Regions from separate parts of the Homo sapiens genome. Here all the other regions are linked to region 1. The links are chromatin loops, found by intact Hi-C in ENCODE. Cell type or tissue: Calu3. All regions are shown on one strand.

Region 1 (4,000 bases):
CTGCTTTCTCTGCCTCTCTGCAAAATATCACACTCAGGATATTTCTCCTCTACCCCTGGGAGTGAGACATTGTTAAAAATTCAGGGCCCTTCCACCTGACAGATCTCTCTGATGTGTCTCTGCCTTCTCTGCCTCACATCCCTTTGTGTAGGCAGATGCAGCAGCACAGACCCTGTGGGGGGACATTGGTGCCTCCCCAAGCCTGGTTCAAGGTCCTCCACGAACTCTGTGCTTGGGCCCAGTGTTAGCCTTGCAGAAGCGCCCAGAAGAGCCAGCAGGCCCCAGAAGCCAGGCACTTTCAGGCTGGGGCTTGGGTACACAGCACCCTAACCTTCCCTGGGCTCCTGAAGCCCCAGATGCCAAACCCCTCTCCAAACAAGGGAAAGGCCAACTCTACACTCTGGAGCAACTGTCCCAGCTCGGTGGGGCTAGCTGGCTCCGGGAGGTCCCAGCTGGTCAGGCTGTGAGCTTCTGCTCCTCCCCACCAAAGCCCCAAAGTGACCTTAGCGATCAAAATGGTCAAGGCTCTCCTCCCCAGCCACCTCCATTTCACCGCCCCCTTCCCCCCACCCAGCTTCTGTGTATGTTTAGCCCCCAGCTTGGCCCTCTGAGGGCTGCATTCAGGGGCTAAAATGAAGGTCATTGTAAGTGAGGGTTTGGGTGAGCACAGCATTTGCAGGCCAAAGAGGCAGCACTGCCAAGTGGCCTGAGCTGGGTGGAAGGTGGGGGCGGTGGCAGAGATCTTGGGGGATCCCAATGAAAGAGGGGACGCGAAGAAAAAGCATAGGGGGGCTGGGAGGGAAAGCCAAGGAAGGCCCAGATCCGGCAGAAGGTGCTGCGCACCCCTGCCACTGTGGCCAGCTGGGTACCTAGGGCTCTTTGAAAACAGGAAGAGCCGAGGTGTCATAAAGCCATCTAGCGGGCCAGACGTCTGGAGGTAATGAGTTTACGACAGGCCCAGTGCTTTGCTTTGAAACCATCTCATTTTGATGTTTGTGTTTGTGGGAGAAAAGGAAAAATGCAGACAAAACTGGGTCTTAAAATCTAGACAATAAAATATAAACAAGACTGCGTTGGACCAAGAAGGCAGGGGCATGGGAGCCCCCAGGTGAGGTGTGAGCACCTAGGAAGTAAACATGAAAGAGGTAGGAAGGAAGAGGTGAATGAATTTCTGATTTTTGAAATGAACCAGGTAATGGAAGTAGCCTAAGGAGATGGCATTTTACAATATTTTGACTATGACCACGGTTTAGCTGGTTCTTTAGAAACAAACAAACAAAAAAATTGGCCTGTTATCTGGGGATAGGGTGGTTAGTGATCTTAGGTCATTTACCCAGGTGAGAGTCTCCCAGAAGTGTGGTTCGCGGGAAAAGATGAAGTTAGATGCCTATTCACAAGAATCTCTGGCCCTCCACTCCAAACTTTGAAGCAAAATGTTGTTGAAATTTATGTCTATTCACTTATAAAAAAATACAATTGTTACACCTAAACTGGAGGAAAGCAGTTTTGAAGATGAGTAAAAAGATTAACCTAACAGGAAACACTTAAGCCAATTGAATAGTCATTGCTTTTAAAAAAAATTCTAGTGGAATGCTTAGTTCAATGACTTTTGATATATATTTTTAAAATCCCATTTATTGTCCATAGAAATTCCAACAAACAGAAGCGCAAAGGGACTTTCCAGACAGCCACTCAGAGATCCAGCAAAAAGCTTTTGATTTGGCTTCGATTCCCCCCAAAATCGGCCACCTAAGTGGGCCCCAAAGCATTAAAGTTACAGTGTTAAAGTAGCAAATATTCATGATTTAATCCTAAAAGTAACAGCTGTAAGAGAAAAACAAAAACATAACAATACTTGATTTCTGTAATTTCTTGGTTGCCAAAGTGTCTGGTTCCTCTGGAAAATAAAAAGCCTCTTGGCAGTTGATATTTAGAAAGTTGTAGGTTTTGTTAAATCTAGCCTGTCCTATAATTGTTTTAAAAGGCACAGCTGGGCGGTTACAGCATGGGGACTTTTGGTGTCTGGCAAAAGAAGGGCTGGAAGCTTTTGGAAAAGACACTACTGGAAGCTGTTGGGAGCACTGATTAGAATATCCTAGGCATACAGGAGCTCCTGCTTGCTGCTCTTGACTTGTTGACAGTCACAGGAATGAAGCATTATTAGTGTCAGCAGTCCAAGCCCCAAATTGAAGAACGAGATTAGAATTGGTTTGAGATGAATAAAAATTAAATTCAGTGGACTGGAGGTGGCATTTGGCCACTAGAGAGCGCTGTTGCTCCACTTTCTGATCTCGTAAAGCTGGAATTGCGGCGGAGAAAGGTTTTGATTAAAAATATTAACAATCTTATTTTTAATCCGAAATTAGGATAATTTTAACCAAAAATAAACAAGGTGTACTATTAATTTCTGTGTTTGCTGGGCATAAAATTTTGGCTCGATCATGGCTTCAGAAACTTTGGACTGTGGCACAGCTGAAACTATAAAACATGATAAATTAATGTATTATATCAAAACAGAAAGCTGTAAAAAGCATAGATCTTTTCTTACTAAGTTAATCGCGCTCTTTTTCTACTCATATTATAAACGGAATGCTTAAATAAATGTTAAAAACTGTTTTGTCCCAAGAGGAAATGTTGTAACGTTTTCTAAATTTGGCCTGAATGTCTATAAATGAATTTTCTAGTGTTCATTTTTCTTTTATTCCCCCGAGGAATCACACAGTTCTACAAGATGCCTGGTATTGTTGAGATCCAGGCTCTTTCATTTTCCCCCCCCCCATTCCATTCCAAAATCCACTCATTTATCCAGGGTTCAAACACACACACACACACACACACACACACACACACACGCCAAACTGAAAAAAAGGGGCACAATTACAAAGGTAGCTCCAAGGCTTTATTGACAATAATAATCTTTTAATTGGGCATTTGCAAGATTGAAGGACAAATCCTTAATTGTCAGAATCAATTCGTTCGCCTTCGGATTTAAAGAAAGTCATTATACTTGGCAATAACCAGCAGAAAAAAAACCCCACAAAAACAAACAGCAACAACAACAAAAAAACCCTTGCTCTCCACCACCCCAAGTCTGCACTCCTTACTAATTTAAAAATTAAATAAAGCATGCCTCTGTCATCTCCAGATTCATTAACGATTCCTTTACCTTTCAGTCATTCCCAGTAGAAATAATTGAGTCGGACATTATCACCTTGCTATGTCTGTCCATCTCGATCTCATTTTCTCCATTTGTAAAAATGATATTTCAGTCCACCCGGACACAAGTCAGGATCGCGCTCGCAGGCTGGGCCAACCCACAAGGAGCTAGGGGTAGCTGAAATCGCTCGCCAGCCTGCAGCATCTCTGAGGCCGTCTGGGGTTTTCGGAAATTTGCATTTGGTGTGGAAAGCCGGCGTGGTGCGTTTAGCTTGAGCAGGGGCGCCTTGGAGGTCTATTTCCAAGGCTGTGGGCCTGGCGCCCTCACGACATTGTACCTATCCCGAAGGAAACGGGGCTCAGTCACCCAAAGAGCCCACGAGAAAGGCCGAGCAGGAGAGGGGAAAACACACACACACAACAGAGAACCATTGCATTTATTGGACATTGAAACGGGAGCAGAGAGGGAAAGGAAGTGTGTGGGGAGGCGGTTGGTAGGGTAAAGCCAGACAGCTTTGGAGAGAGCTGCTAAAATCGGGAATATTTTGTCGATTCACACTCGACTGGGCCACATGACTCGGGCAACTTTTCTTCATCTCTGCTCACAAACTAGGCTGAGCCTTCTCTTTCTCTGCTTTGGGAAAAATTCGTAACTTTGAGGCCTGCGCGCTCTCTCGGCAGTAATTTCACAGGCTTGGCGGAGGAAGTAGGATCGTTAGCATAAGATGGGCCGCCTGCAGCTGCCTGGAACCGGCGCGATCTGAACGCCGGCTGGGAGGCTCCTGGGGGGAACTTGCGGTCGTCTGCCCTCCGCACTCCTCCGGGAACCGCAGCCGGCCCTGGT
Region 2 (4,000 bases), 1.0 Mb after region 1:
ATGTGCATTTGTTTCTTGTTACAAAATACTAATTCACTGCCTAGTTTGTAAAAAAAAAAAAATTACTCATACATTTTGCAAAATTACAAATATTGTTATTTTTATTAAAATAATCACACCTGAGAAGAATTCAGAAAATATGTAGACAAATTCCTGTAGGGTTTTTTTCATGGAATTGCTAAAGGAATTAAGCTTTAAAATTAAGTGAAAAATAATATTTCAGTTAACAAAGTTAGGTTCTTGAAATTATATTTTCATTGATTAATTCCTTCCAATGTCTACCCATTACTTCTCTTTTATAAAATTTATTTGTATTGAAACATTTGTGCAGAATTAAAATCATACCTACAAATGATAACAAATTTAACCTAAAACTCCCTTGTGTTTTAAAGGCTTTTTCTGGTTAAATGCCTACCAGAAAGGCAAATACAAAATTCATTTCCATAAGAGATGAAATCAGGCTTTTAACCTAGCCAATTGCCCATATAAACAATCTTCAATATTATTTGGTCATCATTTGGTAATTAAAATGGAAAATCACAACCATGCTGAATTTACTCCAGGTGCCAAAAAAGTTATTTAGCAGATAACTAGAGATAGAGAAAATGTCTCTTTAACAGATTCTTTTAAGAATACATCTACAAGAAGCATCTGGCTTTCAAACAGTCATAAAAACGAGAAGCAGTTGAACAGTGGCACCCAGAGGTGAAAAGTATATTGCTTCTAGAGATTTATATTGTTAACTACAATGTTTTTTAGTCATCCTTTTTTTCACTTCCAGATTTGTTTCTAGTATCATACCAGAAATCATTTTTTCTTTGTTGCATATTGAAATACCATATTTTAATAAATAGAAATAAATGTTTCGTTTTAGAAAAAGTACTTTCTTTATTAAATTGCATGCCAATTTCCCTCCTTCAAAACAATAAACCAACTGAACACCAGGCAAAATACCTTCCATAGTTGAATATCATGTTCACTCATCTACTTCTAGCCTACCAAAATTATTAGCAAAGATATTTTTAAGAAATACCTCTGTGACTACTACACAATTTCCATATACTCCAAGCTACATTTGTGCTAAAGATGTTTTTGTTGGACCATCGCGTATCCCTGAAGAGATAAACCTGGGGAGATTTTTAGAATTCCATACTGAACCCCCTCCCATTATTATGATAGCAGAGGATGGAAATGGGAATAAGAATGCTGGACAAAAGAAAAGGGAATAAAAATACTTTTTTTTTAATTCCACAGGAAGTTTAAAAATAACAAAATCTATTTTGACCAAAATCAAAACGCGCCTGCCGATTTTAATTAAAGCAGCTCTATACCTTTGAACCAGCCAACAAGCAGCTGCAGTAAGCATTTGGCTGGCTCTGAGTTCCTAAGCTAAACTGCAGAAAAACGCCTCCTCCTGGATCTAATCACCTTCGGGCGCCTCAAATAAACCTTAGCGTGTGGGGCCAGCACAGGTCAGTTTTTTAAGAGCCTCCGTAGAACAGGGTCTTATTTTTGTTCCTGAGCTGAAATGCACACATGCACTTAGCAGAGAAGGTTTGCCTAATCTATCACCGGTTTTCGTCTGTTTCTGGGTTTCCATTACCTTTTGTCAGACGTTTTCTCCAAGATCCTCGCTGCTTTCTTTTTAATCACCTAAGAAGCAACATTGATGTGACAAGCTCCAGAAAAAGGCTCGTCCTTTCTTATCTGCATCTTCAGCCTAATGATGAGGAATGGGTTCCATAAACTTGAAAAAGGCAGGAAAATGCTGCCAAAGTCATTATCCACTACTTTAAATTGGAAAGAAAAAAGCTGTCCCTTTTTAGAAGAATGGTAATAACGTATAAAATAATTGTACAAAGCCTACAGCGTTTCATATAAGAAAGGAAATTGCCCAATGCAATTTAAAAGAAAAACAAAATACCTTCATTTCCCGCTATCTGAAATCTACATCAGAATGTACCCTCGATTTTGCATATGAAGCAGAGTGCTCAATTGCCTGCCAGAAATGAGAGCGAATTATGCCTGCACTCAAGTTAATATTGAAATAATCTCCCTCTTTTTGATACCTTCCTCTCGTCCCTTTTTCCCCTTCCGTACATTGCAGTGTCATTGCCTAAATCAATCTTTGGGCATTAAAGGTAGCTTCTGGGGAGCTTCTCAGTCGCCAGCCTGCTACTTGTCGGGGGCATCGGCTATGAACTGCAGCTGGATGGATGCCTGTCTGCCTGCTCGTCTTTAAGTCTCACGAAGCAAAACCGCAGGCTTTCTCGTACTCAAAACCACACCATCATTGTCCATATTCGGGTATTTCATTACAGTAACAGTTTGAAGGACACCAGGCTTACAGCCTTTTGGAGCAGACGGTAGGGAAGCTGCTCCACATGGATCATATTGATCTCTCCAACCACTCCTCGAACATCCACAGCTGTTCCAAGATTTGCGCCCAGCGGAGACGAGACGCGGCAGTAGACCTGGGCGCCACCTAGTGGATTCTATTGACCTGGGGGAGTCGTCAACGCGTGGTGAGGTATATAAGCTTCAGGGAACAATCCCTACAGCCAACCTAGAAAATACTAACTATAGTCGAAGCAATAGGGAAGGAGTCTTATCTTTAAAAAAAAAAAAAAAAAAGTAACAAGAAGATGACAAAAGAAGCAAATGATTCAAATGACTGACAGGAATTTCAAGAGTGGTTTTTCAATATAAATTTCAAATCTCTGAAATGTCAAAGTGCTTTATTATTTATATCTTTATTAAGAAAAGGAAAATATAGAAAGTTTATTTTGCCAAAATATTACCACTTTTCTTTAATCTGCCAGATTGGTCACATTTTGCCTTAATAAGTTTATAATTCAGTAAGCCAATCCAAATGGAACTGAATTTTTATTTTTCCTACCATCTAATAAATATGAGTCTTAAGAAAAGCTGTTTATAAAATATTCCACCAATTATGTCTCCCTTCTTCACCCATTCCATTCACAGTTTCCATTCCTATTATCCCCCAAAAGAGGTCGTACTCATTTTTCCTTCTATTCTTTACATGCACACATTTTCTGGAAGAAAGAACTTCAATTTTCTTCGTGGCAAAGTTGTGGCTATTACCTCGTTTGAGATCAAATTCAAAATACAATTCCTAGAAAGTTGTACCTTCAATTGATCCACATTCTGCAATCACTTCCTACTTTATGTTTTCAAATATATTTTATTTAACATTGCCACTTGATCATAATTTTCTAATTGTCTTACCTCCACAAATTGTACTTTTGTCTGATCCACAACCTCTGCCTCAGAAGAGGAGCCTATTAAATGTTGAATAAATAGCTATAACATAAGCAGATAACTATCTCTGACAAGATTTGTTAATAAATACTCTGGTTATTCTACCCTTTGGATGTGCTAAATATATCAACAACAACTAACATTTATTGAGGTTTTTTACTTGATGGTCACAATGGCCCTATTAAAATAGATACTACTATTATCCTTATTTTATAATTGAGGAAAGCTACTTCTAGAAGGTTAAGAAATTCACCACATTGACATGGGCAGTAAGAAGTGGAACTGAAATTTGAACCTGGTCTTTCTGACTCCAGAGCCTATACCCTGAACTTCTATACTACACTGTGTCTATCTTATATGTTGTTATTAAAATATATGATACACTATGATCTTATTACTGGTTGTATTATATTTTGATGATTCACTTTATAAAAGTAAATATTTCTAGTTTTATCCCCTGCAAAATAAGTTATTTTAGATAGTTGCTAAAATTATTCAAGTTGTTAATATTTTTTACCACGTTTGGTCTTTAAAGAATGAACTTACTATAATCAAAAGATTTGCACAAAGGAAGGAAAAGAAATTACTTTACTGATCAAAGGACCGATGCAGGAAAATATGCAAGCTGACTGCATTTCGCTAAGATTGCAACAATGAAGTGGAAGAGCTAGGGGAAATGGGAGATCTGGTAATAACTGTTTCTTTGTTTTTTCAGTTC
Region 3 (4,000 bases), 1.0 Mb after region 1:
TTCAGGGACATCGTATGATATCCTATGGTTATTTCTTTTGCAAAAATCCTATGCACTATTTCGAATGAAAGGAGGATTTGAATCAAATGAACTACTTATTTGCTGATATCACTATTTCAAAGTCATCAGAGCAATTGCTAAAGAGAAAAATTATAAATATGTTCAGGTATGTTTCCCTTCCTTCCTTCAAATGTGTTCATTGCCATATAGAGTTACTTTCTAATTCTATAATATCAAAAAGTAATAAGAAATTAAATTCAAAAGATAAATCTTAAAATCTTAATGAGTAAATTTCAAATTAAGATGGAATGACATTTCAAAGCATTTACTTGGTAGCATATGGAAAATTATATAAGGATTATAGTAGGCATCAAAATATTTTAAGGCAACCATTAAACAGTTTTAAAGATAGACCTAATTACAAACTCAGCACTTAAAGTAGGTACTTACATACTACAAAGCTGTTTTAAGAGTATAAATTATTTTATTTTGCTGTAATTCTCAAAATTTTATGGCAATTCAACTCTAGCATTCACGTGTTTCAATTAATCCACTGTCATTGATTGAGCCTTACTAAAGTTAATTTGCTTTTTCTAAAACAAAAAAAACAGTAACAATACCCCTTTTCAGGTACTGATTTGAAACTCTTAATTGTATGAGCTCGGCTTCTATATCAAAAGACAGATAAAAGAGACATAGAGGAGACAAGGTCAACTGAAGATTTTTAAGATTTTTAACCAGGGCCTTATTACATATGAAAAGTTATAACATGATTAAAAACAAGGGGGAAATGTCAACATTTTGACTTGGTTGATAACAAGGTTAGGTGAATTTCTTATATCAAATATGCAGGCTTTAGCAAAAGTTTAAAATATGCTCAAAATAGTAGTCTATGTAAATCTCACACACCAACACCATGACCAGCTATTTTACTATCTAATGTCTCACATAGACAAGGTTTTAAATGTTATTTCTCCAACAGCATAGTAATATAAATTAGACTGAGGTAAGACTATGACAATTTCTTCCTTCCTGAAACCTCCTCTTAAATTAGATCTACCTTCCAAAAATATTATTACAAGAGTCTTGGTTCAGATTATCCTTATTCTCTATAACTGACATAAATATAGATATATGAATGACATTTAAAAAGAAAAGTTCTTCTTTATAACCTTCAGCTTGTTTTCATAATAAATTCCACCGGGAATATTAGTAATAATAATTGATTTTAGCAATAAGTAATAGAGTTATAAACAGCTCCAGCTGTTTAGTGAAAGAAATGTCTCAGCTTCAGGTTTTATTTATTAGCATTTGAAGTCCCTCCATAACCCTAGTAAGATCAGTTATGGCTTAATTAAATGAGAAAGATGGCCTGCCAAAGATTCTTTGTTCTTAAAATAAATACTGTATGTTTTCTGTTTTCCTGCAAATCATCACAGCCTATTTCTATTTGAGAATAGATAGGGCTCCAAACCTACATCTACTTCATACCTCCCAAATAAAGTCTCTTTTGCCTGGAAATTTTGTATTTTTTTCATAGTGTACCATCTACAAATACCATCTTAAGAGGTTTCTCCTTTATTAACCATTTGAGAGTTATTCATCTCAGAGTCATACGTGTGAGGAGGTAACAGAGCCTCTTCACAGTAGAAATATTTGCTACTTAAAAATGAACACAAATTTACACTTACAACATGTCCTCAGTGCTGTGTTTGTGATGAAGTTCCATAGTTATTACGTGTCCTAAGTATATGTTCAACCATATCTACAAATGAAAAACAAAACGCTAAAGATTCACTGGCAAAAGATTGAGCTGCTCCATCAACATGGCAGGAATATTTCAAATAAATGATCTCTTCTCAAATCCTTTGGAGAAATGATTGCATTTGTCTGGCCTTTCCTCTCCCTGCCCCTGCCCACCGTTTTTCTCTACTTTCATCTATAATCTCGTCTGCTCCTCTCTGGCCACACTGCAATGATTCCCCCATTATGCTGATGGAAAAAAAAAATGAGGAGGATGAGGGATAAGGGGACGCGAGAAGACCGACGCCTTCCCAGATTTGAGAGCGACAGGGCGGCTCCCCTCTCCTACCACTAGCTGGCGCCAGAGCCCTAAAGATGCAGTGATATATTGCGTCATCTCTTACTAATTAACAAAGCTGTTTTCAAACTGATCGTAGTTATTCAAGGGAAACATGAAATAATTTTGACTATGAACATGTAGTAAAGCAGCAGCATCGAGGGTGATATCCCGATGAAAATAACTCCATTTTATGCCTTCAAGCTTTTGTCTTAAAAAAAAAAAGGCAGAAAAAAGAAAAAGAAATGCATCCTTAAATGATTCGTGGGTTTTTATTTTACCCAAATAATAAACCAAAGGGAAGTCTTTTTATCCTCTACAAACTATTCACTATATATATAAAACTGTAAAACTTTCCAGTTATATAATGCTCTGTTAACCTAAACAAAGTGCCTTTTTTATTATGCTTTTAGTCTAAGACAGAAATGCCCGACACATCAGGGTCACAGGGAAAGCTACTTTACTGCTTCAGCTCCTAATTCACTCACACACTCCTTCCTCCTAACCAGCTTCAGCTTTCTTCTTCCGACCACAGACTCTCCAAGATTTTGCTTTTCTCATCCTATCCTTCCCTCTTCTTGTACAAGCGAACACTGTCCTTCCAGACTCTTCCATGGCTGCAGAAGCTGTAGGGAGGAGCCCTCGGCCAGCCAGACAAAATGCACGTAATATTGCTCACTTTAGGAAAAGATGGCTCCTGGACAAACGAGCAGCAAACAGTGCGTTTGGTTTGACGACATGAATTATCATTATGCAAGTAAGACAGAGTTTAGGTCTGGCTAGAATAAAATCTAAGGTGAAAAATTCAAGCACTGTATGTGCTGCCATAGAAAATGTTATTTTTCATTTGGGAAATTTTCCTACACATGTAGCACATTTTTATCATTAGAAAAATGAAAGACTCTGATTATTTTGGCAAGAGAAAGTACATTCAAACTTCAGTGAAATACTATAATTTTTTTAAAGAAATACTTTATAGTTTGACTTGTGAATATATTAAATGGCTGGGAATACTCATTCAAATCACATGCCCTATTACCCACCCCATGCCCTCATTTCCTCTGGGAGCTGCGGAGGTCTGGCACTTGGAAAAAGAGGAAAAGAAGGAACGGGCTTCTCTGAGCCTTCTTCTGGCTTTCATAGGCAGAAAAATATCAAGCTTTCTTTTCTTCACCCTTACCCTAATTCCTCAAAGAAAGAATGCTAAGCTTTATCTTGGGTGGACTTCCTTTACCCTACACTAAAAATAAGATTGAAACTTGTTTTCTCCCTGTATCAGCCAGATTTCTACATGTGGTTTGTCAAAGGCTGCTCCTGAACTGGTTTTCCCACAGGATATCAGTGAATCATTACCCTTTAATCTCCAAATAAGATCCCAGAAATGAACAAGAGCAGAAAGTGATCTGGAATGCAAATCAATGTTTGTTTTGATGGCCTTTTGGTTTTCTAGTTGAAATCTCCCTTAGAAATTCTTTTATTATGGCACCTGGGTGACTTTGGTCTGGGAGAGAACATTCAGAAAGTGAAAATGAAGTTTGAGGAAGTCAAAAATGCTGCATAGCAAATGACGCAGAAGCTCAATGTGTCTGCATTGTAAAGAAAGGTCAGGTTTAATCCTTTGTTATCAGTCGTAATTTTGCTGGTCCCTTTCAGGAGACATCATGACAGGGAAACTACATTAACCACAATTTGGTATGCCCTAATCTTCATGCTAACTACAGTTTTCTTTTGTTACTTACTGGCCTTGACCTTTAGATGGACGGCATCAGGTGCTACTGAAACCAGCAGATCTCTCTCTAAAGCCTAGTGCAGGCCTGAGTCATATGCAGTTTAATTCATATTCCACTCAACATGCCCGTTTTATTTCCAGTGGAAATTGCTCATTTAATTGCACTGTACGTTTTATGGGGTATGCCCCAG
Region 4 (4,000 bases), 510 kb after region 1:
AATAAACAGGTGGTTTTTTCTTTTAATCACTAAAGAACATCCCTTTTCATATAGCTAATATAACAAAAAAGTCTAAAACATGGGCATATAATTCCCACTGTAAATTAATTATAATTATTTCAGGCTTAAGTATTAATAGTAAGTGAATTCTTTTCAAGAGATCCTTGGCGGTTCCATTTGCCCTTGAACATTAACCCTGCCACCTCAAAACTCAATGCCTTTGCACTTAGTCTAGAAAATTAAAAATACAACTCGTCCTCATCCTAGTAACCTGCGCAAGTCTCTACAAGAGACTGGAGGATCTACGTGGTAACTAACTTTAACTTACCTCTTCTAGGCTTTATTAACGAGTTTATCAAAAAATATTAACTTTCAGGCAAGATGTGGCTAATTCTTAAATGCAGCTTAAAACTTTCGACATCCCCTTGTAAAAATGATGCCACGAAATGTGCCACTGTCCATTTATTTCCCATTTCACTTAACGCATTAATATTGACCCTTCGGACAGCAGCGCTGGCATCATTTTGGAGCTGCAAAGCAAGACGTGGCGCGTTGATGAGCTAAAAAGGACCCGTCTTTCTCTGGGCCCCTTACCAACATCTCTCTCCCTAGAAGACAAATACTTTTCAGATCTCGCACCCCTCTTTACAAACCTGAGCGGGGCTTTCGGGGTAAGGGGAGGCAAGACTTTGGTGGGAGCTGCTCGTCTTCAGCAAAGCGAGGGCCGGCTGCAAAGGCGCAGGCTGGCAGTTCGGGTCATTTCCTGCCGATTCCCCATTCCCCTCGGAGCAGCTTGGAGAGGAAGTCGGACTTCTTTTCCAGGCGGAGCCTCCACGATGGGCGTGGGCGCCTCGTGCGTGGGCCGGGGGCCTCGTGCGTGGGCGGGGATCGGGGCCTGGGAAAAACGGGAACCCGGTACCCGCCCGCGCCCTCGCGCGTCGGCCAGGAACCTCGGCCCCATGCGGGCGGGCCAGCGCGGCCAGGAGGGCCGGGAAGAGGGGTCCCCGGGGCCCCGGATGCGCTGAACTCCGGGGAGGGGATGGGCAGGAGAGAGAGCACACTCCTGGAGCCGCGACGTCCAAACCCGGACGCACTTGAACCCGCAGCGAGGCCCGTGGCTCGCGGCCTTCGGAGAGCACCCGCGCCCCGCGCAGACCGGACGCCGGCCTTGCCCGATCCTCGGCATCCTTCGGCGGGGCGGCCAGTCCCAGGGCGCTCGCTGAGGGCCACACCCTGGCCCCAGAGTTTAGCACCGCCGCGGGCAGGGCGCTCCGCTCCCGGACCCCGAATCTGAAAGCGGAGACCAAGGGCTGCCTGCGGCAAAGCTCGACATACACTTGATTTTCTTCCGATTTGGAGAAAATGTCACGGGCGAGAGCAAAAAAAAAAAAAAAAAAAAAAAAAAAAACCCTAACTGTAAATATTATTTGGAGGTGGGCGAGGGCGCGGCGTGCGCGCGGCGGCGGGTGGCGGGCGGCGCGGGCGCCCTTGCGGGGATTCCCGGTCTCTCAGCGCGCCCTAGTGGACGCCCTGCCTTTCGCTGGCTCCCCGTGCTCGTTACAATCTGCAATATATTATTTCTTCCGAAGTATTGACAATGTGTGAGACTCCAGTAACCCCGGAGCTCTCGTCTGTAATCAGCACATTTATCCACATTTAAGGGGGAAAATCCGAATTAAATCCCCGTGACCCTGATTGGGTTACAGTGTCATTTTCCCTGGATCCTCTTTTAAATCCACTCCACACTGCTTCTCTGTCTATTACATGCTAATTTAATTTTACTGTGGAAGATATTTTCAGGATTTGCTGAGGACAGTAAATTTTGTAGTTTATGTTATTTCACTTTTTATGACTTTTTAACACTTAATAAAATTTTATTAGAGCACTTTTGTGTTTACAAGGCCACAAAACTCTTGGCAGGTTGTCAGAAGTCCTTTTTATTATGATCCTACTGATATACTGCGAGTAATGAAATAATCATGTCCAGAAATGTATCAAAGGCCAGAGGGATTATCCCACTTAATAGCTCCACAGATGCGCCCAGAAGAATGTGGACGCGCGACAGGACGGGCTGAAAGGCTGCAGGAGGAAGCAGGCAGCCCCGGCTCCTGGCTTTACCATTTCGGTTGCTTTCCTAAAAGGCTACATGCAGGGTCATGTGACTTTCCGCGGTCTCAATAAAAAAAAAAAAAAAAAAAAAAAAAAAGAATTTATTCTATTGCAAAATGTGCTTTTCTTTTTATACTCCTTGTGTGGGCATTTAAGACTGTTCTAGTGGCAGTGGGGTTGGCTGTACATATCCATGTCAGTCACCGCGCCCGGCCCCACTTTCTTCTCATTTCTAAGTGTACTTTTGTGGCATTTAAACTGCCGATGGTGACTTTGGTGTTGAGCGGTGTTGTTTCCACAGCCCACACTGAAGGCATTGGGAGGGACCCAGGAGGGCACAAGGTGTTTTAAGGCCCTTTCCCACCTGCCAAACACCTTTTGCTGTTGCTTTTTGGTTTTATTTTGTTTTGCGAAACCGGGGAATAGTGACTTAAGGACTCGGCTTTCTGCCTTGTGCCAGAGAGCCACAGTACACTGCTTTTATTTTTATTTTTTGGTAAGACTTGGCTATAGGAAGGACTGAGAATATAGCTTTCATTTCTTTTAAAAAACATTTCCTTTTCTTTTAAATAGATACGTGATCATTTAACACACGGGTGTTAAGTTCATTCTTGCTGCAAAAGAAGGCCATTGTACCTCCTGACCCTGAAAGCAAGGTGGGTGGCTTTGTTTTATAATTAAATTTTCTGTCTTCAGCTTCATATTTCTCTTTCTCTGTTATTTCCTAAAGAGTGTGTCAAAGTGATAAAAGAGGTGAGGAATGGACTCATAAACAGAGTGATTTTGAAATTACTGTTGGTGTATCCATAGCACGTGTTCTTCTAAACTTTGGCTTTTAAGGATTTCAGCAGGGTTTTTCACAAGCAAGTGTGTGTGTGTGTTTCATGTTCCAACATATCACATTAGGATTTTGTAATCTGTCACTGTTTAAAACAGCCTCTGGGAAGCGCGCCTCTCTCTGGATTGCCTCCATCACACGTGTGTTCTCTCCCATTCAGAAATACATAAGGCTGCTCATGATGCTCTTTGATTTCAACTTCAAGGAAGCAGTTTAGTTTTTTGTATGTCGTTTGCTAACCATGGACAAAATTTAGCACCTGGTCTAATAGTCTTCTGTGTGTCTGTGATGGCCTAGATTCTGAAAAGAGCTTACGAAGGACTGCAGTCCTACCTTAAAAATAATTATGTCCTGAGATCATTTGGGCAGCCATTTATCTCCTTTTCTGGTATTTTCTATTTGCAAATATGAGTCAGTTTTTCTTTCTCTTTTTCAAATTATTTCTCTAACAGTTAAAGAACTAGGAAAGAAAGTGATGTTAGGCCCTGACTAAATATTCTTCCTTCATTCTGCTTACTACTGACGGCTTGTTTTCTTTGCCTTTTACCACATGAGACACAAGATATGAGACGGAGCAGAGAAAAAGGTTCTGATGTTAGCTCTCCAAATTCCAGAGTGTTTTGCATAAGGGAATTTATGCTCAAGTTCAGGAATCAAGAGGAACATATTAATTTTCATTCTGCTATGAAGTGACAGTTCAATTTTATGAGTAATTTGTGTCTGGGACAATTTAAATAATACTTAAAAGCCTGCAGTAGCTTTCAAGTTAAAAATCTATTGTGTTCAATTATGAAGTAAACCTCCCCAAGGCAGATCCATTTAATGCATCAAAGTATGTTTTTAACTCTTATTCAAAACTCCAAGAGATTGGCTTAAATATGGTAACTGATGGCACACAGCTGTGTTAATGGAGGGCTAACTAGTGTCCACACCGACTTCACAGTCCCTTCTCAAGTCTTCAGTGATGAAAGGAAAGAAAAGAGTGAAGCCTCAATCTTTTCATCTAGAGAATCGATCTTCAAAAACAGGAGTAAAGGAGCCACACCAGAAGCA
Region 5 (4,000 bases), 1.6 Mb after region 1:
CACCCATTGTGATGGCTAACCCAAGCCCCTCTCACTGAAGTGAGGGACTACGTGTTCTTCATTTCCTGGCGTCACAGCTAGAGTTATCAATGGATCTAATTAGAGGAAAACTAAAAAGAAGATAAAGTGATACAGTCCCAGATGCGCTAGTGTTCTGGAAGGTTCTGATGACTTTAACCTCTCCAGTTCCCTTCACAGTTCAGGAGTCAGGGATCTCACTGGGCCACACTGTTGCTCTCCACTGGACCTTCAGGACTTGTCGCCGCTTTGTTCCTAGCGCTCTGAAACAAAAATGAGCCCTCCTTTGTTTCACTGCCTCAAGTTCAGACTTCCTGCGCCTTCCCGTGTGACACTTAGGGAATGCAGTGAATTCTGCTGTGCTAACATGGGGGAGGGAGAAGGTGGGAGAAAATCCTCCAGGCCCGCTCTTCCTCCCAGGGAAAGGAGATGCTCACAGTGATCTTCTGGGGAGAGTGTCCTCGCTTTGTTTTCAAATAGAAAGAAGTGACAAATAGTGGCTGCTGAAGTTGATGTGAGGGGAGGTCAGGGTCACCACAGGATGTATTTTGGTCAGGCGGGTCCTTGAAGGGCCCTCAATACCTAGCCGCTTAGCTCAGCAGGAGGGAAGACGAGCCTGGGCTTGCAGATCTGGTTCCCCTCATGCTCAGCACCCACTCCCCCGCCCTCCGCCACTATCTTCAATACTCAAGAGTGACAAAGTACAACCATCCTTTTTCTGATGTGGCATTTGATTAAGACACAATTCATACAGACAGCCGGACATTTGAACGCGAAGCACTCCGCATATTTATGGATGCGTCCTGAGCAGTGCAAGCCGCCCGGCTCGGCTGCTGCTTGTGAGCAGGAGATGCCCTTTAGGGTGCTGATGCAGCTGTTTCCTCTGCAGTCAATTTCCTGGTGAAGGTTCAATAACTTTCTCTGACGATAAAAAAAAAACTCGGATATTAAACTTGACATAAATACTATTTAAAGTCAAAACAACTTCCTAAATTCCAAAGGCGGGCACAGAAGAGGAGACAGCATAGGCTAGGTAACGAATTCCTTCTATATAGCTTCGAGGTAATCTTTTAAACAACCTTAGAAATGACCCGAGATGCACTGGAAAGCCACTGTTGGGATTTCAGAAGGTAGCATTTCAGGAAGGCCATGAGAACTGAGACTGTAGATAAACAAGACAAAGCTCCTGCCCTCTTTCTGGTACCCAGAAGTCCTGCTTTATCCCCGGCTGTGGAGGAGCCTCTATGGGTCATCTGCCCTGAGGGGGAGGAGCTGGAGGTGCCCCTACCGATGGGGTGGGTAGTAAGCTCCCGGCCTCTGCCACCCCGCTGCTGTCCATGGGACTCAGGTCTACCCCTCTTCCTCTTCGGCGTTCTCTGTGTCGCCTGAGTTTGGGTAAATGCCATGGTGTTACCCTCTGTCTGCATAGTGCACTCCGCCTCTGCAAGGGGCTGCTGCAAGAATTGGGCTCTTCCAGGGCTTCGGAAATTGATTGCACAGGGCGGTGGCTAGCGCGTGTAGTGCCTTTGTGGCAATTGGAGAAAGGAGCGCCACCTGGTGGATCAACTACTAAAAGGCACTCCATGCACTTGGCCAGCCAAGAGAAGGGGGGCAGCCCTGCACCCGCCTGCTGTGCAAGGGGCCCTAGTGCAGGGCATAAGGCAGACACATCTCCTGGCATAGCTGTAAAGGCAGTCTTGAGGGCTGAAGCTTCTTATTATACACTATTTCATGGATTAAAGTGTCTTATCAAATCTAATTTTTTTTAAGCCTAGTAAATCACATCCTATTGCTCAGTCTGCAAAGGAGGTCATAAGATCCTATTTTTGATGCAGTCATTCTTATTTCAGTATATAAATGCCACAAGGAGTACCTATTCTTGGTACTTTATTTTATTTTATTTTATTTACTAGGATATTAATTTGTGGCCTAGTCATTAACATTGAAAACTTGAAATATGTATGAGGTAGTCCAAACCCAAACCCCAACCTGAGTTACTGGTGCTTAATTACTGAGGCAGTTACAGTGCTGTAAATGAGTTCATCTCTGATTGCAGCCGTAACCCATGCAGTGCTCAATTGAAGGAAGGGATGATACAAGGTGGCAATATAACACCACAACATCCATGAGTTGATTTTAATTGGTAAACTGGCAATATATAGTGAGAATTGTTTGGTCTGTCCACCGCATTGCAATTTAAGGAAAGTCCATAAAATTACAGGAGCATATAATTGGGGTACTAAACTCATTTTCTTATGTTATCACAGCTGGCATCTTTAGGTTATTGAAAGCCTTTAAACCAGCCATCTTCAAGGAGATGTAATTGTCAATGTGGTCTTTATACATTATTCCTGTTAGCACAGAGCTGCAGAGATAAAAACAGTCACTAAAATATGCACAAATTTTCTGTATATAACTTTCTTATTTCAAGTTCATGGAAGATCAGTAAATGTTAATGAGGATTAAAAACCATTTTTTAGATCCTGGTTTCCTCATTAGATGCACAGGGCAATCAACCCATAAAGGATAATTTATTGATACTACAACCTGAATCAGACTTTTGAAATAGTTAATTCATTAGTTCCAGGAAGTTCTGTGATCTTTTTGTGTATAGGTGAAGCTGCAAGAAAGACTGTTTCTTGAAGTATAAATGATATATCAGAATCAGGAAAAATAAACCCAAATTCTGACATTCTTGGATGAGTAATTATATGTTGTTTTATCTATTTATTCTGGCTGCACAGTCCAAGGACACTTCTAGAAAGGTTTTCACACTCTAATCCCATTCTCCCACCCATCACTACTACATGCTCCTCAAGGAAATTTTTCCCAACAGAAGTAATAGGGTTATCAGAACAAAACAGAACAACAACACTCTCCCTAACAAGGCATTCTAGAATAGGGGGAGAAAATCCCAAAACATAAAGGAGTATGAAACAGAAAGACCAGATATGAGGAAGGGTAAGATGGCATCAGCCTAGCATTAATGATTATTAAAAGATTCACTACAGGTTTATCTTATGTGAAATCAATCTTCCTTTAGGCCCCACAATCTCTGAGTACAAATGGTACAAACTAAGAGTAATTAATGGTGTATATATCACATTCTCCAATAGTACAGAGTCTCCATCTCTCCTACTTATTTTTGGGAGTCCTCAGGGTGTACCTTACCTGCCTTAAAATGTGACCACTGAGCCTGCATTGATTCCATCGATGCCATCAGCTTCTGCTGGTCACACAGGTAGGAAGGGGCCCTGCCACGGGTCCGTAGTGATGCTTCCTTCATTAGGCTGCTGCCTTCTGTTAGCACACTGACCCATTCTATCGGGAGCATTTGATGCACTGAAACCATACCAAAGCTCATGCCTTCTGTGTTTACTCACGTTCTGAGCTGAGAACATGGATCCATGGGAGGCTGAGGTGAGGGATAAATCCAAGGTACAAACTACATGCTGAACTTGGAATCATCTAGACACTGAGGTCCATGGCCTTAACTTTCATGAGGAAGAGTTCTTGACTCAGAAGGCCTGTTAGTCTCTCATGTAAATAACTACAACTAGCTTGTCTCCCAGACATTTCTGCATCCCAGATGTGGTGCAACTTGGGTTCCAACTGAAGTCTGTCATATTTACGTATGTAAAATTTGACCTCCAGATTTTTGTCAGCATTGGATGAATCAGTTTCTTCCCAAACTCTGGCTTAAGCTCTGAATCACTGATCACTAGTCTGGTCGGGTATAATCCAATACACTGGGACTCAGCCATCCTTTAACTCAGTGGTCTCCATGCTTTTTGGCGCCAGGGACCAGTTTCATGGAAGACAATTTTTCCATGGACCTGGGAGGGGTGGGGGTGTGGGAATGGTTTTGGAATAAAATTGTTCTACCTCATATCATCAGGCATTGGATTCTCATAAGGAGCACGCAACCTAGATCCCTCACATGTGCAGTTCACAATAGGGTTTGCACTCCTATGAGAATCTA
Region 6 (4,000 bases), 690 kb after region 1:
GACTATGGATACAAATGAGCCCTAACTTCCAAGACTACTCAGTGAAGTACACTAGCTGAAGCGTTTCGAATGCATTGGCCCTGGGAGGCGAGGAAGTTATAGCAAACAACATATGGGCTCTAAAATCTGGAACTATCCAAGACAGAACAAGAAAGCTATTTTCACTTTCCTTGTTCCATTTTTTTCCTCCAGAAGATGAATGATTTCTAATCACATTTTACTCTCATCTTTAGAGCTGGATCCTGAAAGAACCAGGTTGGTTTAAAACAGCTAGTGAGTTTGCAGCCCTGTCTTATGATTACCTCATGCATTTGTGTCATCTGCTTTCCTTGTTGTGTGAAAACACACTGAGGAAATGTGTAAGTCCACTGAATTGTTCCAACTCTTTTATTCACCTTTCAGCATGCTAGTTCCTTCCCTTGGCATTGATATCATGCATTTGTCAAAGATAGACTGTCACTTTAGGGCCTCTATTATGTGCAAGAATTGGCAGCAAATTTTACCACTGGGATTTGCTTATATCCTCTGTATGTTATTGTACTTCTTTGGCATTCAGTAAATTCCGTGCACCCACTTCTTTGATGTGCATTCCAGCCCCTAAATGTGGAAACAATGACTAAAATTTTGGATCAAAGCATCCCATAGATGGCAAGCAACACAGCTCTCTGATAATTCACTAGAACAGAGAGCATCTCCCCTCCCCCACTAAATCTAGGCCAATAGTCCTTCAAGAACAGCTCTGGCTTCCCCAGAGCTGCAAGGGCATGTGAGGAAGTTGAAGAAAACGACTCCAGGGTTTTAGTAAAAGGAAAGAAACTAAACTGGATAGCTCTTTGGAAGCTCCTGGCCATTTCTAACTATAGGGAAAGCAAACCATTGTTCAAATTCCTTCACCACATTATTTTTCCTGGTCCTGCTCTAACTAGCACTTGAACTGGGCCAGCCTTTTTTCAGCTTGGAAAAAGACCTATTTTCTCTATCACGTCAGCCTCACAAAATGGCCCAGATTTTTTTTTAAATGAATCTTTAAAAGGAGAGTTAAAAGGCCCATGAATTGAGGATTTTTTTTTTACTAATTGAAAAATCACAGAACTACCAAAATCTGAACTGGTAACTTTTGCAAACTGGAATTAGCTGTCTGGAACACACTTTCAATGTTTGCTTTTGCTTTACTCCTGGAATGCCTGTGCAAATAATTACTTGATTCAATTTACTTCACAGGTCAACTTTGACTCATAAAAGTAGTAAAGCAGGTAACCTCCCAGGGATGCTGGGAAGACAGATGAGCAAATAGATATAAAATTGTTGTAAGTAATTAGCAGGGGTTGGGGGTATTTTATAAATCGAGCTTATTTTATGGTTATGTTTTCACTTCACACCATTTAGTGTCCAAAATGTGCTCATTATAATTAATACACAATGTTGAGAACTATTATAGAAGTACCATATTCCTTTTAAATATAGTGAAGAAAATAATTGTGTTTGAGGAATCTCATCCTGTGTAAATTAGAATTCCCAGTAAAGTGGCATAATTGAAAATTGGGCTGACTGCATGGAATGGGGAAGAGAGTCATTTTAGCACGATAGTGCATGTTCCATCAAAAGGTAGTGCACCAAGGTGGCGACTGACAGCTCTTAAAATAAGTTTCAGATTCTCTCTCTAGATAGGAAGTTTTTAACTGCCTGATATATGCAATAGTGACATCCAGTGGTTGTAGAGATAATTACAAGTGTATCTCATTTTAAAATATAAAATGTTTTATATTATAATCAAATATTCTGTGTTGTCCAATATTGTCTATATTTTTTATTTGGCAATATGCAAGTCAATAATTCAAACTATATACCAAGTAAAGCAAAATGCACTCTGTTTATCTACTAAGCAAATTCCTAAGTCCTATTATTATCTTCTTGTCTTTTAATTTTACTAAAATTACAGTAAGTCTACTCTCCAAGGGTCTCTCTGGCCCTCCTAAGCACACCTGGATGTTTTTACAGGCATAAATGGGATGGTGTGCATACTACACACACAGCAAAAGTGGGAACTGCATTTTACCAGTAAATACTGGAGAAAAGGCATCTGTGATCCTGAACATGTTCATTGCTGCAGAATTGCTCTAAGAAGTTCATTAAGATGTTTTCTAAGTCATTGAAGAGAAATAAGGATTCAGAAAGAAGAAAGGAAAATAAAATGAAAGAAAGGGAAAAGGAGGGAAAAAGGAAGGAAAGGAGGAAGAAGGGAGGGAGGGAAGGAAAGAAGGAAGGAGGGAAGAAAAAAGGAAGAAGGGAGGGAAAGGAAGGAGAGAAGAAAGATGACTATACATTGATCTTTATTAAGGTTTGACAATGGAGATATTAGCCTCCAAAAGAAATTTTTGTTTGTTGTTTGTTTTTTTCGATGGAGTCTTGCTGTGTCACCAGGCTGGAGTGCGTGGAGTGCAGTGGCATGATCTCAGCTCATTGCAACCTCTGCCTTGTGGGTTCAGGGGATTCGCCTGCCTCAGCCTCACAAGTAGCTGGGACTAGACACCCAGCTAATTCTTTTGTATTTTTAGTAGAGACGGGTTTCACCATGTTGACCAGGATGGTCACGATCTCTTGACCTCATGATCTGCCCGCTATGGCCTCCCAAAGTGCTGGGATTACAGGTGTGAGCCACCGCGCCTGGCCAAGAAATTATCGTTTTAAAATGCACTTCAACTGCCAGGAAATTAACTAAGGCAAAGATAAAATTTTTTCACTTAAAAAAAAATCCTCCTGGCACACCTGTAGTCCCAGCTACTCAGGAAGCTGAGGCAGGAGGATCAACCACTTGAGCCCAGAACTTCAAGGCTGCAGTGAGATGTGATCACTCCACTGCACTCCAGCATGGACAACAGAGTGAAACCCTTTCTCAAAAAATAAAAATAAAACATTGAAAACAACTGCTACTACCACAAAGTACCTAGAACAGAACCACTTACAGGAACATGCTTCAAAAGCATCTCTCTCCTCCATGATGAGGAGGAAATTTAACAGAAGCCTGTGATGTCATATTGGCTTGTATGTCAATGCTGAGCACACCAGGTGACAGCACACCAACTTCCCAGAAGCCACACTAGATAGACTGTCATCTGTGTCAGGCTGTTCCTCAACCTTAGAATCCCTAACTGTTGGAGGTTTTCTTCCCTCAATCACCTGCCTTTTTGAAGCTGGAAACCATCATTCTCAGCAAACTAACACAGGACCAGAAAATCAAGAACCACATGTTCTCACTCATAAGTGGGAGTTGAACAATGAGAACACATGGACACAGGGAGGGGAACATCACACACCGGGGCCTGTTGGGGGGATGGGGGGCTAGGAGAGGGATAGCATTAGGAGAAATACCTAATGTAGGTGATAGGTTGATGGGTGCAACAAACCACCATGGCACGTGTACACCTGTGTAACAAAACCACACATTCTGCACATGTACCCCAGAACTTAAAGTTAAATAAATAAATAAATAAATAAACATTCTCAGAATGGGAAGAACTTAGAGGCGCCCTCTTCCATTTCTTGCTTGCTGGAGGAGAAGAAAAAATCAAACAAAACAAATAAAACAATTAAAACATCAACTCCAATAGAAGGTACTAAAATCGATATGTAACTCCATAAACACACACACACACACACACACACACACACACAGAAAATGTGTTGGATTGGTAGAGCATGTGTGCATGAGGCCTGTTATTTGCATTAAGCAAAGAGCCCTAGGACAAAGAGAAAGGAATAGCCTCCTTTCACTCTGAGAAATGATACCCATTTGTGTCAGTGAGAGTTAGGGGAGAGGTGCATTGAGACAGAGCAGGTGAGTCGGCAGCCTTTAAGCAGGTTGGTTTGCTTTAACAAGGGCTTTGAACTGCAAGCTGGCTTATGCAGATACTGAAGTCAAATACCGCCCTCCTACACACTGCTCTCAGAGTACCTTCCCTCGGAGATTGCTCTGGCTTCTTGCTTCTCTTAGTCATTTTCA
Region 7 (4,000 bases), 530 kb after region 1:
ATTCTGTCTGGAAGTGGGGGATTGCAGAGGGAGGGTGCCCTGTTTTAACCTATTTATTATGCACTTGAAAATACTGAAAATGTTTATAGAAGTCAAATTAAATTTTGTAAAACACATTAGTGCATTCATATGTTCAAACCTGAGCCTACAATTCTATACCAACTACTCACGTAAAGTCATTATGTGGAAAAGAAAAAAGTCACTTATGGCTTCTACTCCATGTGGAAAATTACCAAAGACTGCAGTTTTTCTAACCACGAATGGTCTCATTTCCCATGTGCAGTTGGTTAGCTCCTCACTGTATCCCCAAGGAGTGCGTGAGTCTGAAGCACTGCAGAAAAATGAGAATTTTCACACTTTAAAAGAGCCAAGGCAGCATTTGTAATGACTAAAAATAAGAGCAGAAGAAGTAAAAGAGGAAAGAAAGATTGGTCCCTGGTTTTCCTTCCCCTCTGTTAAGCGAGACCATGGAGTTTCCAGGTGAAAGTCAATTGTGGGCTTGCTTTTAATTTATACAGGACGTTAGGAAAGAAAAAGAAAGAAAAAGAATACCAACTCCCTTAAATTTCCTAGCTCAAAGTTGCTTGCAGTGAATGCTAAAATGAAAGGAGTTATCAAGGCCAAATTCACTATACAGCTTTTGCGAACTGTTAGAAGCAATTTCCAGGACCTGTGCTTTTACATAGGTTTGCTTTCACTCTCAGCTTGAGTGTTAATTTTTGACTAGTTCTTTCTATCCTTTCGTCAAATGTACACATCCATTTCTTCCGGCATCTCATACACACACTGCACACCACACACACACACGTGCATTATATACATAAGCAAATACCTCTAGCCACTTGGTAACAGTATTTTAGAAAGCAGCTTGATATCTGGATTAGAGAGTTGAATACTTTCAGACAACTCTCGTGGGCACAATGTGTTAACTGTTTTCTGTGCCACCATTTTATTGTATGCGAGCGGATGGCAAAATGGTGGTTCCAGCTTTTTGTTGTATAAGGACTCCTTCGCATTCAGCCTCTGATTGAAGAACCAGTTTGTATACCGATAGAAAAGCCAGGCTTCTCAGTCTGGGAGACTGACTAAATAAACCATATACGCAAATCTTCTTCTACTCACTGCTTTGCAGACGCTTAACCAAAATTTTGCATATATAAGTACAAAGGGAGCAAATCCTGATTAAAATAAAAAATGGACAGAAATGATATTCCATTTAAATATATAATTCAATGGTGTTGGTAAATACATATGTTATTAAAAGACCTTCCAACGTTGCCATAAGTAAACTACCTTGAGAAAAGGTCCAACACAGAGTTAGCGTAGAGAATGTGAATGTTTTACTTGTGCATAAACGATCTTTCCAGATCAAGGTCGAGGTCATTGGCAAGATAGTTTAGTGAGCTCATTCTACAGTTATTTGCACATGCAAATTGGGGTTCCAATTTTAAAAATATTATTGCTTTTTGTTCATGAGAAGAGCTTTGATTAAATTCTTAAAATAAGAATATTAAAATAATTGAACAATATACCTGTGCTAATAATATTCAGTTTTAATTAGCTCCTAAATAGAATCAAAGCTAAAATGGATTTTGACGTACCCTTAACTGGATCTCAAATTAAGGAGAGATGAATTTGACTAAGAGAAGATTTTTACATTGTTGTCTATTACAGCTGAATTACCACTCTCTTTTGTCTGAAGAAAAATATTTTCTTCTCAACGAGGTATATATTTTTAAGACTGAAGACAACTGAAGCTTACAGCATATAGTATTTGGTTAGATTTTTTTTTTTTTTGCTTTTTGACTGCAGTTGCCAAACATTTGAGATTATAAAAACGATAGTACTACATAAAATAGACCTGCAGCAACACTGTTTATGGCACACGCAACAATATTATTTTCTGCTGTTTGGTGTGCAGGAGTTGTAAATAGCAAAATGTGTAAGCCATTAAATCTAGTAGCAATAGGACTCAAAGCAAGGTTTATTATACCAGTGCCTGAAAAGCTTTACTTTTTATCTCTGTGTGTTAAATTTTCGTGTTTGCAACAGTATTTTAGCTCTGGAGCTATTTATCTGGTAGCATCTTTGAGAAAAAGGAAATGGACAGATGTCCATAAACAAAGGGCTCCACCTGGTGGTAAAGAGGAGGTATGAAATGTTGATGAAGAGAACTAATGCTGCAAAGGCAAACAGATGGAAGAGCAACGCGTGTGCGTGTGTGTATGTCTCCTAAAATGAATATGTTTGAAGGAAAGAGAATGACAAAATCCTCCAAATTTGGATTCCAGTGTGGATATAGGCTTACAGCTAACATTATTTGATTATTTCTTTCACATTCAGTCATTCCAATATGTTTACAAATTATTTTATTCAAAATACATACATCTGAACAGATATTAACAGATGACCCTAACAGATACTAGGTACAATTGATGACAAACTATCCATATCATCTGATCATCTTAGGTTTTAGTAGAATGCCATCTAGTAGACAGATTTAAACAAAGAAAGCATTTGTTCCGACTCGAGGGCATCCTTTAGGTGGCTTTGTGGCTCACCTAGTTAGGAAGACCTGAAAAGGATGTGGTGCAGAGCTCCGGGGAGGGAAGCAAGGGTTTCAAATCCATGACTAAGAAACAGAAAATTGTTCATTTTAAAATGTCATCTGTGGCTGAAGTGTTGAAGAATTTGAATCTGCGTATTGTGATTCTTCCACCTTTTCAAACTCTAAAATTAGGCCAGGAATTACATATATCAAATACTATGCAAAATGTAAAACAGGCATGCCGTTTATGGCTCTCTACGTAAGGTGGAAATTAAATCTTCAGCCTCCAATAAAATTGTATTTCTGTAATAAAACTGCTGCACCTTGACTCTAGACTACATTGAATCCCAAATTAAACACTCCATTTGCTGTACTGTAACAAGCAAAAGGGTTTGCTACACTGAACAATATTACAGATAGGAAAAACGTATTCTTTTTTGCTTTATCACCTATGTAGAGACCACGAAAACAGGCTAATTCCTCATCTCTTCTTTCTCAGAACACAACATGTTTTGATATGGGAAATTTTAAAATTCTATCTTTCATTGCTAAAATTTATATTTCTTCCTAATTCTATAAATCAGCATAGATGACTAGGCCTAAAAAAAGTCAACCAAGTAGGATATTTACTACAAAATGTCTACTGCATTTCATGGATAACTCAGGCTTATAAGCAGAAACAGCTGGTGTGCTAAAGGCTAGGTACATTTCTTTATGCATTATGTATAATTCCCCATAATGTACATGCAACATTCACTCCACATCCATATCTGAAGTGCACACATACTGCTACATGATCTATGAAAGTTTTAAACTTAGGATCTGTTAATACATATGTATTTATCTCACCCAGTGTTGATTTAGAAGAAATTAGACTGGATGTTCTTTTAAGCAGTCTAATTCTATAGTTTTTTTTTCCCTCACCACGCCATGGCCCAGCCAGCGCTGACTTCTGGCATTTGTAAAGTGTCTGTAATAGAAATGAAAGCCTACCCAGGGTGAGGAATAGAAAGCAATGAATACTAATGTTGCTTCTTCTTACCAACTAAAGTGCAGGCGAACAAGACAGGAAGCTGTCTGTGCCTCTCTGTCTCGGCCGTCCTCCCTTGGCTCTGCCAAGCCACCCTCTAGTGGACTGAGGGGGGAATTTCCTTTCCTGGCTGCCTCACTCGGCTATTCATTTGATAAATGAGCTCCCCTCCCCCTCTCTCAGGAGATGGTAGATATTATTAACCTTCAAGCACGATACAGCGAGATGAATGTTAATCATGAAGGGATTTCTCATCAAGTTTAATGGTGTAAGACATAGAGAAGTTGTGTTAGCAGTTTCAATCCTGCTAAAAATGCTAATTGTTATGTTTCATATGATAGGTGAGGATAATAGGAAAATGGCAACAGCTTCAGCGTTTCCATTTGGAAGTTGTTGCCCATAATTTTGAGGCAAATATAGAG

What was found. Hi-C counts contacts between places; a loop is a spot of excess contacts. Peaks named below come from ENCODE experiments on the same cell type or tissue, not always from the same donor. Only the 100,000 strongest peaks of a DNase experiment are listed, where the experiment ranks them.
Region 2: a loop joins it to region 1, with 15 times the contacts of the local background. A loop is called at or near these places in 88 of 110 quality-filtered maps.
Region 3: it touches region 1 in a loop (14-fold over the local background); 23 of 110 quality-filtered maps call a loop at or near these places.
Region 4: it touches region 1 in a loop (5-fold over the local background); 94 of 110 quality-filtered maps call a loop at or near these places.
Region 5: it touches region 1 in a loop (10-fold over the local background); 7 of 110 quality-filtered maps call a loop at or near these places.
Region 6: a loop joins it to region 1, with 14 times the contacts of the local background. A loop is called at or near these places in 69 of 110 quality-filtered maps.
Region 7: it touches region 1 in a loop (5-fold over the local background); 59 of 110 quality-filtered maps call a loop at or near these places.

Annotation. Positions count from the first base shown.
Region 1 is chr2:176,124,948-176,128,947 of GRCh38, forward strand. It overlaps LOC100129455 (a long non-coding RNA gene), which reads right to left. Exons shown (of 1, transcript NR_187615.1): 1 at 2,878-4,000. Among named protein-coding and RNA genes, the nearest start is that of HOXD8, 2.8 kb to the right of the region's middle. In Calu3, a CTCF peak has its summit at 2,283 (motif pointing right); a DNase peak (open chromatin) is centred at 2,264.
Region 2 is chr2:177,146,618-177,150,617 of GRCh38, forward strand. All of the region lies in intron 1 of LOC105373760 (a long non-coding RNA gene), which reads right to left. Among named protein-coding and RNA genes, the nearest start is that of MIR4444-1, 64 kb to the right of the region's middle. RefSeq lists an enhancer at 1,758-2,481. In Calu3, CTCF peaks have their summits at 709 and 2,487 (motif pointing left); a DNase peak (open chromatin) is centred at 2,464.
Region 3 is chr2:177,162,657-177,166,656 of GRCh38, forward strand. It overlaps LOC105373760 (a long non-coding RNA gene), which reads right to left and starts at 2,854. Exons shown (of 6, transcript XR_001739795.1): 1 at 1,692-2,854. In Calu3, a CTCF peak has its summit at 2,085 (motif pointing right); DNase peaks (open chromatin) are centred at 2,085 and 2,695.
Region 4 is chr2:176,636,809-176,640,808 of GRCh38, forward strand. It overlaps LINC01116 (long intergenic non-protein coding RNA 1116), which reads right to left and starts at 801. Exons shown (of 5, transcript NR_188023.1): 1 at 654-801. LINC01117 (long intergenic non-protein coding RNA 1117) reads left to right here and starts at 946. Exons shown (of 4, transcript NR_110599.1): 1 at 946-1,200; 2 at 2,683-2,765. RefSeq lists a silencer at 1,411-1,460 and an enhancer at 1,621-2,135. In Calu3, a CTCF peak has its summit at 1,521 (motif pointing left); DNase peaks (open chromatin) are centred at 883, 1,233 and 1,493.
Region 5 is chr2:177,762,289-177,766,288 of GRCh38, forward strand. The region is part of intron 10 of PDE11A (phosphodiesterase 11A); the gene reads right to left. Among named protein-coding and RNA genes, the nearest start is that of PDE11A-AS1, 91 kb to the left of the region's middle. RefSeq lists a silencer at 1,453-1,747. In Calu3, a CTCF peak has its summit at 1,601 (motif pointing left); a DNase peak (open chromatin) is centred at 1,563.
Region 6 is chr2:176,813,257-176,817,256 of GRCh38, forward strand. No RefSeq gene overlaps it. Among named protein-coding and RNA genes, the nearest start is that of LINC01117, 180 kb to the left of the region's middle. In Calu3, CTCF peaks have their summits at 1,672 (motif pointing left) and 1,886; no DNase peak of the experiment used is centred here.
Region 7 is chr2:176,650,382-176,654,381 of GRCh38, forward strand. All of the region lies in intron 2 of LINC01117 (long intergenic non-protein coding RNA 1117), which reads left to right. Among named protein-coding and RNA genes, the nearest start is that of LINC01117, 15 kb to the left of the region's middle. In Calu3, CTCF peaks have their summits at 2,137 (motif pointing left) and 3,655 (motif pointing left); DNase peaks (open chromatin) are centred at 2,150 and 3,670.